2 separate regions of the Homo sapiens genome follow, and region 1 is linked to region 2. A link is a contact called in ENCODE Hi-C data. All regions are on one chromosome and are shown on one strand. The core of a region is the stretch at or near the end of the contact, and the rest is flanking DNA. Distances in the headings are between cores, read along the strand shown. Region 1 overlaps SH3KBP1 (SH3 domain containing kinase binding protein 1). Region 2 holds the start of BCLAF3 (BCLAF1 and THRAP3 family member 3).

What was found. A loop is a pair of places that touch in the nucleus more often than their neighbours do. Pooled maps may share reads with other maps.
Region 1: a loop to region 2 is called in a pooled map, with 5 times the contacts of the local background. The contact joins the enhancer-like site here to the promoter of BCLAF3 in region 2. A Hi-C loop is called at or near these places in 1 of 37 single-sample maps with no recorded cell type and 2 of 50 pooled maps.

The regions. Positions count from the first base shown.
Region 1 is chrX:19,861,188-19,866,376 of GRCh38, reverse strand. All of the region lies in intron 1 of SH3KBP1 (SH3 domain containing kinase binding protein 1), which reads left to right. Among named protein-coding and RNA genes, the nearest start is that of SH3KBP1, 24 kb to the left of the region's middle. RefSeq lists enhancers at 2,251-2,300, 2,671-2,970, 3,215-3,821. Within about 2 kb of position 2,436, at least 5 of the 41 ENCODE cell types and tissues checked have a DNase peak (open chromatin) inside an H3K27ac peak, as active enhancers do.
Region 2 is chrX:19,989,680-19,994,269 of GRCh38, reverse strand. It overlaps BCLAF3 (BCLAF1 and THRAP3 family member 3), which reads left to right and starts at 3,209. Exons shown (of 12, transcript NM_001367774.2): 1 at 3,209-3,362. It overlaps LOC729609 (a long non-coding RNA gene), which reads left to right and starts at 4,491. Exons shown (of 2, transcript NR_024440.1): 1 at 4,491-4,584. RefSeq lists silencers at 2,867-3,296, 3,337-3,386, 3,457-3,826.

The sequences.
Region 1 (5,189 bases), core at 1,187-3,686, 130 kb after region 2:
TATATGATCAGCCCCTTGTAAAGCGCGTGCCCTGTCTTCAGGGTAGCTGAGGGGCTAGCTTGTTTTACTGTCCCCTCCAAAGTTTCCCTGCCATGGTTCTACCATAGAAGAAATCTTCTCCTTTATCTTCCTTAGTTGTGGTCAGCTTTCAGGCTTGCCACACTTCCTCCTGGGTGAGTAAAGAGGCACATTTGGGTGCCCTGGGTTGGGCACAGTAGATTTGAGGTAAGGGAGCCAGAGTGCTCATTTCTGCAGCAGGGCTCTCATCCTGCATTTTAGGGAAGTGTCTCTGGCCCCCTGCAATGCGGGATGTTTTTCTTCTTTTTTCCTCTTGCTTTATGTTAGCTTGAACCAGTCCCTGGTGTTTTGCTTCAGGATTCTTTTCTTCCTCCCTAGGGAGTAATTGCTTAGAAAATGCCCTCCTGTCAAAAACACAAAGTCTTCAATGTCATAAATTGGTAGTGGAAACTCCTCCGTCATCTGGCTTAATATTTGAACTGTTGCTAATGGCTAAGAGATTGCAGCATGAAGGTGGGTCCCTTTGGAAGCCTGTTGGGTCAACTGGGGTGTTGGCTGTCTCCTTTGGTCAGTGTGTGTACAGTCATTTGGGGACCAGCCCATTCATCGCAGGCACTTCAATCTTTTAATGCTCTCACTCTTTGAAGAATTATAGGAGCCATATGCTGCTTCCCAGGTAACCGAGACTTGCTAAAAATAGAGCTTAAATGGCCCCACTGTTCTGGCATTGGAAATCGTTGCTTTTTATTTTTAGGCCAGCTTGTGTGATCCGTAGCTACTTTCAAGCTTGGGCAATAAGAATCACTGAGCAAGACCTTTGTCAGTTGAACACTGTTAAGGTTTGAACCTCCACTCCCAGCTAGTTGGAAGGAGAATCCAAATCTATTGAAATAGGGAGTGCTGACCTTCACATGGCTCCCCTCCTCCACCTCCACCCTCTATTAAGCAGGATTCTGTTTCACTGTGGGTTTAGGGTACTTACCACAAGAAAAATACGTTGCAAAGAATGAATTCTGGCTGTGAGTTTATGGCACCAGCCAAACAACCAGAAGAACAGACTGGCATAAAACAGCTTTGAGGCCATTAAAGAACACCACCAAGGCCGAGACCCATGCACTGTGGGTTTTGGGTGGTCTGAAATGGAAATTGTCATCACCATACTTAGGTGCAGATTAATGCATTAAATGATAAATAAGAATAGGCCTAACTTCCATTGCTCATTTCATAAGTAATAGTCTCATTTTACTATCCCCATTCTTGCCCACCTTCAGTTACAGAAATAACTCTGAGTGGGTTTGCTTTTTAAAGATCTGTGTCAAGCAGATATCTCACAAAAATGGCACAGGCAAAGTGTTCTATTTAGAAGTTGCCCTGTGACACAAAACCACAGTGTGTTTTCAGTCCTTGGGCACTGGTTTCTTTGGACATAAGTGCTAGGGGCATGGTGCCGGCCTTCCGGGGGAAGTGACTTGAAAGTGCTGTGGGCTCCGCATAGAGAGTTTTACTTCATTAACAGTCGCTTATCCGTCAGGTCCAAAAGACGCAGCGGTGGTACTGGTAACCAGGTATATTCGTTTCCTATTGTTGCCCTAACAAATTACCATAAAATGAGTGGCTTAAAACAACACAGATTTTACTGTCTTACAGTTCTGTGGTCAGAAGTTTGATGTGGGTCTCACTGGGCTAAAATCAAAGTGCTGACTGGGCTGCATTCCTTTTTGGAAACTCTAAGGAAAATCCCGTTCCCTTCCATTTCCCATCTTCTAGAGGCAGCCCGTATTCCTTGGCTCATGACCCCTTCCTCCATCTTCAAAGCCACCAACAGTGACCCAGGTCCTTTTCAGGTTGTGTCACTTGATCTTCTCTCCTGTGCCCCCGCTCTCTTTTTAAGAACCCTTGTGGGTACATTGGGTCCACCTGGATAATCCAGGCGACTCTTCCTTTTGTAAGGCCAGCTGATGAGCAACCTTAATTCCATCTGCAACTTTCATTCCCTTTTGCTTGGGATTGGGATGTGGAAATCTTTGCAGGGGGTGGGGGGGTGTTGTTCTGCCAATCCACACCAGGGACTTTGTTTTCCTAAATCTCCATGTCGGGTAGGGCCAAAGGGGCAATCATTTTGGTGGCAGCCTACGTGGAAGATGGCTTCTATATTTGCAGAGTTTCAGGAAGTTGAGAGGGTTTCTCTTAGACCACTAGACTGTGAAGTTTGTCAGATACCTTGTTTCTCTGTAGGGTGGTCCTGGAGTTTTGATGATCCCAGCTGAGACTCTTACCAGGGGCTGCTAGAGCCTGGGGATGGATGGCTGTGAAGGGGAGCAGGGAGTTAGGATGACTGGTAGCAGCTGGGCTGGCCAGCGAGCGAGGAATGAGGAAGCAGGGGGATGAGGACAGGAAATGATAGACGAGTCTGCCCCTTGGGAGAGAGAAAATAGAAGATGGGGTTGATTACATCTGGCCCCAAAGAAAATAAAAGCATGGGCTTTTTTGTTTGTAGGCTTTGTGATTGATTCTACTGTTGAGTCAACTTAGACGCTGGGCTAAACAAATTTATTTGCTTACTTTTTGGACATCCAGTGCACTCTTGCCACTAAAAGCCTCAGGGGTTCATTGTGGCCACTTGGTGTCCCGAGGGAGGTTGGGGGGTGTTGGGTGTCACTGTCCAAACAACTCTCTCTGGAGAGAGCAGCAGCCCAGCTGGGGACCCCGTCCCAGGAGGGCTCTGCTCTGGAGAATGTAAACCGGTCTGGTACAGGCTCACAGAGCCTTAAATGTGTTCTCAAGAATTCTAACAAATAATCTGTTGTGAACTTAAACTGGTTTGGACTTTGAAGAACTGACAAGTTCTTTTGAGAAATAGTACGTGGGAGCTTTGTGCATCCTTTCCCACGGTCCCATGACTGGGAGGTATGTTACAGTGAAAGCAAGTCTCAGACACGTTTTGGCCACTCATTCAGACACTTGTTAGTAAGCAGGCATGAAGAGAGCCCTGCTTTAGCTGGGCGTGGTGGCACATACCTATAGTCCCTGTTACTTGGGAGGCTGAGGTGGAAGGATTACTTGAGCTCAGGAGTTCAAGGCTGTAGTGAGCTATGATCCTGTCACTGTACTCCAGCCTGGGCAACAGAGCAAGACCCTGTCTCTTTAAAAAAAAAAGAGAGCACACTGCAGTCTGTTTTGTAAGCTCAGCAAAGCTTGAGCCCTCTGGCCGGGCCCCTTTTGGGAAAGAGACATTCAAGGCAGATGCCACTGTATTCCAGTGCCGGGATTCAGCTAACCCCCAGGGAGGGGACAGGGTCCTCCTTTAGTGGTTGACAATGGCCCCTGACAGTCCTGGGCCTCTTCTCTGAAGGGGGCAGACTGCTGTTATTTCTAGATTCTTTTGTGCGGTTCTTCTGAGGATGGAGATGGTGGCACAATATTTTCACCCAATTCCTAGAGCAGAGGGCCACTGCTTGTTTTCATCATGCTAATTAACCAACTCTGGTGCAAATGGACTCTGATTAGTCTTTCAAATGCTGATCCACCATCCCTGGAGTGCTTGTTTTTCATTTGGATACTTCAATTGTGAGCTGACCTCTTTTAGGATAAGGATCAAAGCCAAGTAATACAGAGCTATATGAGGAGACTTCAACAAGTTCATGGAAAATGGGTATTATGAAAAAACTATTCATGGATTTAAATTTTTTTTTTTTTGCACCAAAATAAACTCACACTAACTTGGCTGTAACATGTCTGAATAGTATCTAGTTTGAGGCACTAAGAAAGATAAGACACCAGTTTGGAAAGAGCCCCTATCAGAGCAACATGAATTCTGCTAAAATTGAAGCAAGAACAAACACCAAACTTATAGTGAAGCTTGAGTGGAAGAATGGTGAAATAACTGATGCTTTACACAAAATTTATGGGGACAATATTCCAAAGAAATTAGCAGTTTACAAATAGATAGCTCATTTTAAGAAAGGACAAAACAATGTTGAAGATAAGGTCTGCAGCGGCAGACTATCCATATCAATTTTCGAGGAAAAAATTTATCTTGTTTATGCCCTAATAGAAGAGGACTGACAATTAACAACAGAAACAATAGCCAACACCACAGACATCTCAATTGGTTCAGCTCACACAATTCTGACTGAAAAATTAAAACCGAGCAAATTCAATGGGTGGCAAAACCATTGCTCCCAGATCAGGTGCAAACAAGAGCGGAGCTTCCAGTGGAAATTCTAAACAGGTGAGATCAAGATCATGAAGAATTTATTGGAAGAACTGTAACAGGAGATGAAACACGGCTTTCCCAGTGCCATCCTGAAGACAAAGCACAATCAGAGCAGTGGCTACCAAGAGGCGGAAGTGGTCCAGTCAAAGCAAAAGCGGTCAAGAGCAAAGGTCAGGGCAACAGTTTTTGGGGATGCTCCAGGCATGTTGCTTGTTGACTTCTTGGAGGGCCAAAGAACAATAAAATCTGTTTATTATGACAGTGTTTTGAGAAAGTCAGAGCATGAGCAGAAGAACATCCAGGAACAGTTCACCAGAGAGTTCTTCACCATGACAATGCTCCTGCTCATTCTCATTCCTCGTATCAAACAAGGGCAATCTTGTGAGAATTTTGAGGGGAAATCATTAGGCATCCACTTCACAGTCTGTATTTGGCTCTGACTCCTTTTTTGTCCTAATCTTTAAAAAAAATCTGTAAAGATCACCTATTTTCCTTCAGTTAATAATGTGAAAAAGACTGCATTGACATGGTTAAATTCCCAAGACCCTCAGTTCTTTAGGGATGAACTAAGTGGCTGGTGTCATCACTTGCAAAAGTGCCTTAACCTTGATGGAGATTATGTTGAGAAATAAAATTTATAATTTTATCTTTTAATTCTATTTTCCATGAACTTTTTGAAGTCCTCATATAGTACACTGTTTCTTTTTTAGTGTGGATTGCTATTTTTTTTATTATTTATTTTTATTTATTTTTTATTTATTTTTTTGAGACAGAGTCTTGCTCTGTCGCCCAGGCTGGAGTGCAGTGGCGGGATCTCGGCTCACTGCAAGTTCTGCCTCCTGGGTTCATGCCATTCTTCTGCCTCAGCCTCCCGAGTAGCTGGGACTACAGGTGCCTGCCACCACGCCTGGCTAATTTTTTGTATTTTTTAGTAGAGACGGGGTTTCACCGTGTT
Region 2 (4,590 bases), core at 1,960-4,459:
CAAGTGATCCACCCTCCTTGACCTCCCAAAGTGCTGGGATTACAGGCGTGAGCCACTGCACCTGTCCCAAAGGAGCATACTTCTGAAAAGGATTATCTGCAGAATCTGAAAGAAAAATTTCACAACCGGTTTAGCATCCTTTTGGAATATGATAGGCTTTCTATAAAATCAGAACAGAAATTCGTAAGGAAATGAAAGGGTGAGATGGAGATTACTACAGTAACGGGAGAGAACCGGGCGGGAGAGAATACAAAGAAACAAAAATCTCAATAATAAAGTTTGAGTCAAAATAGAGACAGAAATAATGCTTTAGAAAGCCATATCAGTATCAATAAAGCAAACTTGAGGTCTACTGGAAATGCTGGAAATGGATGAAAGACGAAAATGATAAAACAGGCCGGTGCGGTGGCTCCTGCCTGTAACCCCAACACTTTGGGAGGCCAAGGCGGGTAGATCACTTGAGGTCACAAGTTCGAGACCAGCCTGGCCAACATGGTGAAACCACGTCTTCACTAAAAATACAAAAAGTAGCCGGGCATGGTGGTGGGTGCCTGTAATCCCAGCTACTCAGGTGGCTGAGGCAGAAGAATTGCTTGAACCTGGGAGGCGGAGGTTGCAGTGAGCCAAGATTGCATCATTGCACTCCAGCCTGGGTGACAAGAGAGAGACTCCGTCTCAAAAAAATAAATAAATAAATAAAAATAAAAAAATAAAACAGAGAACTAATACAGCTAATTGCTCTTCCTAAAAGAGAGATTAGAGCTAATGGAGCAGAAACAATTCTTGAAGATAGAATGGAAGAAAATGTTTCTGAATTGAGGCCATATATATGCAGGTGAAAAAGGACTCACACCTCTTAACCAGAAAGAAAAAGCATTATTTATTCTTACATTACAAAAACTTTAGTATGACCAGAGCATTGTGTACAAGGGGAAGAGAGGCTAGAGTTTGTATGCTGTTTGAAAGCATGTTCCCTGCCAAACAGGAAGCAAAGTCATATATGAAGAAAGGAAAATGATCATTTGCATAAGGCTTAAAAAGAGTGGTAAAAGGGTTTGTAACAGCAATTATTGGAAAAAAGATCACATAAAAGGGTCACATAAAATGATTACAAAGTGCTATCAGGCTCTCCACTGTGGTGGGCATCCACACATTTGTAGTGGCATCATTCTTTGATAGTTGTGTGGCTTTCTCCCCGCCCAAGCAGTGTTTGGAAATGTAGACGTAGGAATGGAAAATGCAGACTGGAGTTTTAAGTGGTAGTTTAATGTTAGGACAAGTCAAAGGGCAAAGCAGGGGGCTCTGCTTACAAGAGTGGTTGAAGGCTGGGCACAGTGGCTCCTGCCTGTAATCCCAACACTTAGGGAGGCCGAGGCAGCAGGATCACTTGAGCCTAGAAGTTCCAGAACAGCCTGGGCAACATGGCGAAACCCTGTCTCTACAAAAAAAAATTTTTTTTTTAATTAGCTGGGCATGGTGGTGCACGTCTGTTGCAACAGCTACTCTAGAGGCTGAGGCAGGAGTGTCACTTGAGCCCAGGAGTTTGAGGTTACAGTGAGCTATGATTATGCCACTGTACTCCAGCCAGGACCACGACCAAGTGAGACCCCTGACTCTTAAAAAAAAAAACAACAAAAAAAGGCCGGGACGCGGTGGCTCATGCCTGTCATCCCAGCACTTTGAGAGGCTGAGACAGGCGGATCACTTGAGATCAGGAGTTTGAGACCAGCCTGGCCAACATGGTGAAACCCCGTCTCTACTAAAAATACAAAAATTAGCCGGGCATGGTGGCGCACACCTGTAATCCCAGCTACTCAGGAGGCTGAGGCAGGAGGATCACTTGAACCTGGGAGGCAGAGGTTGCAGTGAGCCGAGATCGCACCACTGCACTCCAGCCTGGGTGACAAGAGCCAGACTCTATCTCTAAATAAATAAATAGGCCGTGCGCTGTGGCTCACGCCTGTAATCTCAGCACTCTGGGAGGCTGAGGCGGGAGGATCACCTGAGGTCAGGAGTTCGAGACCAGCCTGGCCGACATGGGGAAACCCTGTCTCTACTAAAAAAAAAAAAAAAATTAGCCGGGCATGGTGGCGCAGCCTGTAATCCCAGCTACTCAGGAGGCTGAGGCAGGAGAATCACTTGAACCCGGGAGGCAGAGGTTGCAGTGAACCGAGATCACACCACTGCACTCCAGCATGGGTGACAGAGATTCTGTCTCAAAATAAATAAATAAGTAAAAATAAAAAAGTGGTTGTAGTCAAAGGCTATGGGTTTAAGTTGGGTAGTGGGATTTCAACATTTAAGGTTTTAGAGATGGAGCAGTATCAAGTGATGAATATCTAGATTTTCTAGACTACGGGTGAACAAAGTAGAAGTAAAGGTCATTCGGATTGAGGAACTGAAGGAAACCAGGCTGGGTTGTGGATGTTGGATTCATTGGGAGGATGGCAGTAAATCAGATGGAGAGGAAAACTAATGCCAGACAGTCAGTAGGTGACAGTGACAAGGGAGGGCAAAAGGTGTTACTACCAGATGGCACAGAGCCTGAAAGAGCTATTTCACAAGGGGAAGAAAGAATATCAGTGTCAAGCGGAAAGCTTCAAGAGTGAAGAAGACACACTACCTTTGAGGCTGGTGCATGGAGTGTGGGAGGGGAGAAACCAAGCGAGTAGACAGAGATGAGGCAATCTTTTGAATTGGATGACGGATAGATGTTGGTACCATCCGACCATTTGGGAAGTCCAGAGGGGAGGCTTTGTTTTCCGGGAATATGCTTAATTTGAGGAGTGGGAAATGGATAGAGGGTAGGTGAATGGTTAGAGATCTGCACAAAGCTGGAAGGCCCACGGGATCAAGTTCTGCCCATGACTGAGGGGTGACCTCCAATCCCTGGGCCTTAACCCCCAGGATCCCTGGACCTGGAACGCCCATTAGGTCCCCTCCTTTCCGGCGAGAGGGCGGCAGAGGGCGCAGGCGCTCTAGCCGGACCCGGCGGGCGGGTGGCAGAGGGCGCAGGCGCCCTGGACAGAGCGGCCGCAGTGGGAACGGCCGGCAGGGGGCGCAGCGCTCTGGTCCGAGAAGCCCGGGCGGGGCACCCTCGCCGGGAGAGTAGAGGATAGGGGTCGGCTGGAGAACGGGCCCAGTGCGAGGCCGCGAGCAGTGGGCGGGGCCGGGGTGGGGGCGGGGCGAGGCGGTTCCGGAAGGAAGTGGTTCCGGGTCCCGCGGCCCGGCAGAGGTGGCTGGGGTGTCGCTGCTGTGGGAGGCGGCGGCAGAGTGAGGGGCGAGGCCCGAGGGGCCGGCGGCGGCGGCGGCGGCGGCGGCGGCGGCGGCGGCGGCGGCGGCGGCGGGGGCTTCCCGGCCGGGTGAGCGGCTCGGGGGGAGGCGGGGCGAGGAGGCCTGGGCCCGCAGGGAGGGCGTGTCCGCCACCCAGGAGGGGCGGTTCTCGGGGTGGCGGATGGGGCAGCGGGGAGGATGCGGCGGTCCGACTCGGGTTCTGTTGGGACAGCTCCTCTGCGCCCCGTAGGTCCCTCGGTCAGCGCCTTCCCTTGGGCGCGGCGACCCGGCGCGGGTTTCCAGGGGACAGCTGCCCGGCGCCCCTGAGGTCCCTCGACAGGCACGGCGACCCGGGCACCTGCTGCCGCGACCCTGATCCTCCGCCGTCGTCGGGCAGGTTGCGGTCCCCGCGGTTCCCTGCATCTGTTAAGAGGGCGGGGGCCGGGAAGGCGGTGTCCGGGGACGGTGCCCTTGTCCTCGAGGCGGCCCTGGACGCGTCGCCTGCGGGGCCTGAACCGAGGACCCCCCCGTACCCCGCTTTGTCCTGGTGAGGCGCTCCTGCCGCGCAGCGGCATCTTCCTCTGTTAACGTCGAGAATGAGTAGTGAAGGCTGCTCATTATCCTGCATTGTAAAGTAAAACTTGTCTTTTTAGAAGCGTCTCCTGAAAATTGGCGCATCTCCTGTGCTTCTCTGGGTTGTATTGGGAAACTGGGCCAGTCGCTGTCAGGACTGTCCTGTTGGTAGGTCTCGAGGGAAAGAAATGGGAGAGAAACCTACCCCGTAAATATTTTCCTACTCAGGTGCTTTTCGAACTACCTATTAGGTGATTGCCTTTTTTTTTTTTTTTTTTTTTCCTGGAACAAATTACAAACTGCAGGTAGAAATCAGGAAGGCCTCTTTAGGCTCCTCGCCAGGCAGCCTTTTTAGCATTTTTCTGAATGTGAACAGGTCCAAACGACAGAGCAGAATTTGAAAAGAAAGGTTTTGCTGCAGATTCATAACGAGGACTTTATTTTTCATTGGTATTTTAATGGTAATGGTATAGCAATGTTTTATTTTTAATGTTTTTTTTAAATGGCTACTAAAATTTTATTTTGAAATCACAGCTGTTTCAGTCACCCCCAAGAAACCTTTAAAACGTCTTATTAGAAACATTTTTATATATAGGAACATTTAGCCATTTATACACATTTCTAAGATAGAAATCACAATGAAGATACGTTGTTTCACTATTCCAAGTTCCAAGTAACCATGGTGAATATGGTTTCCCCATTCCAAGTAACCATTGTGAATGTGGTTATACACCTCCAGTCTTT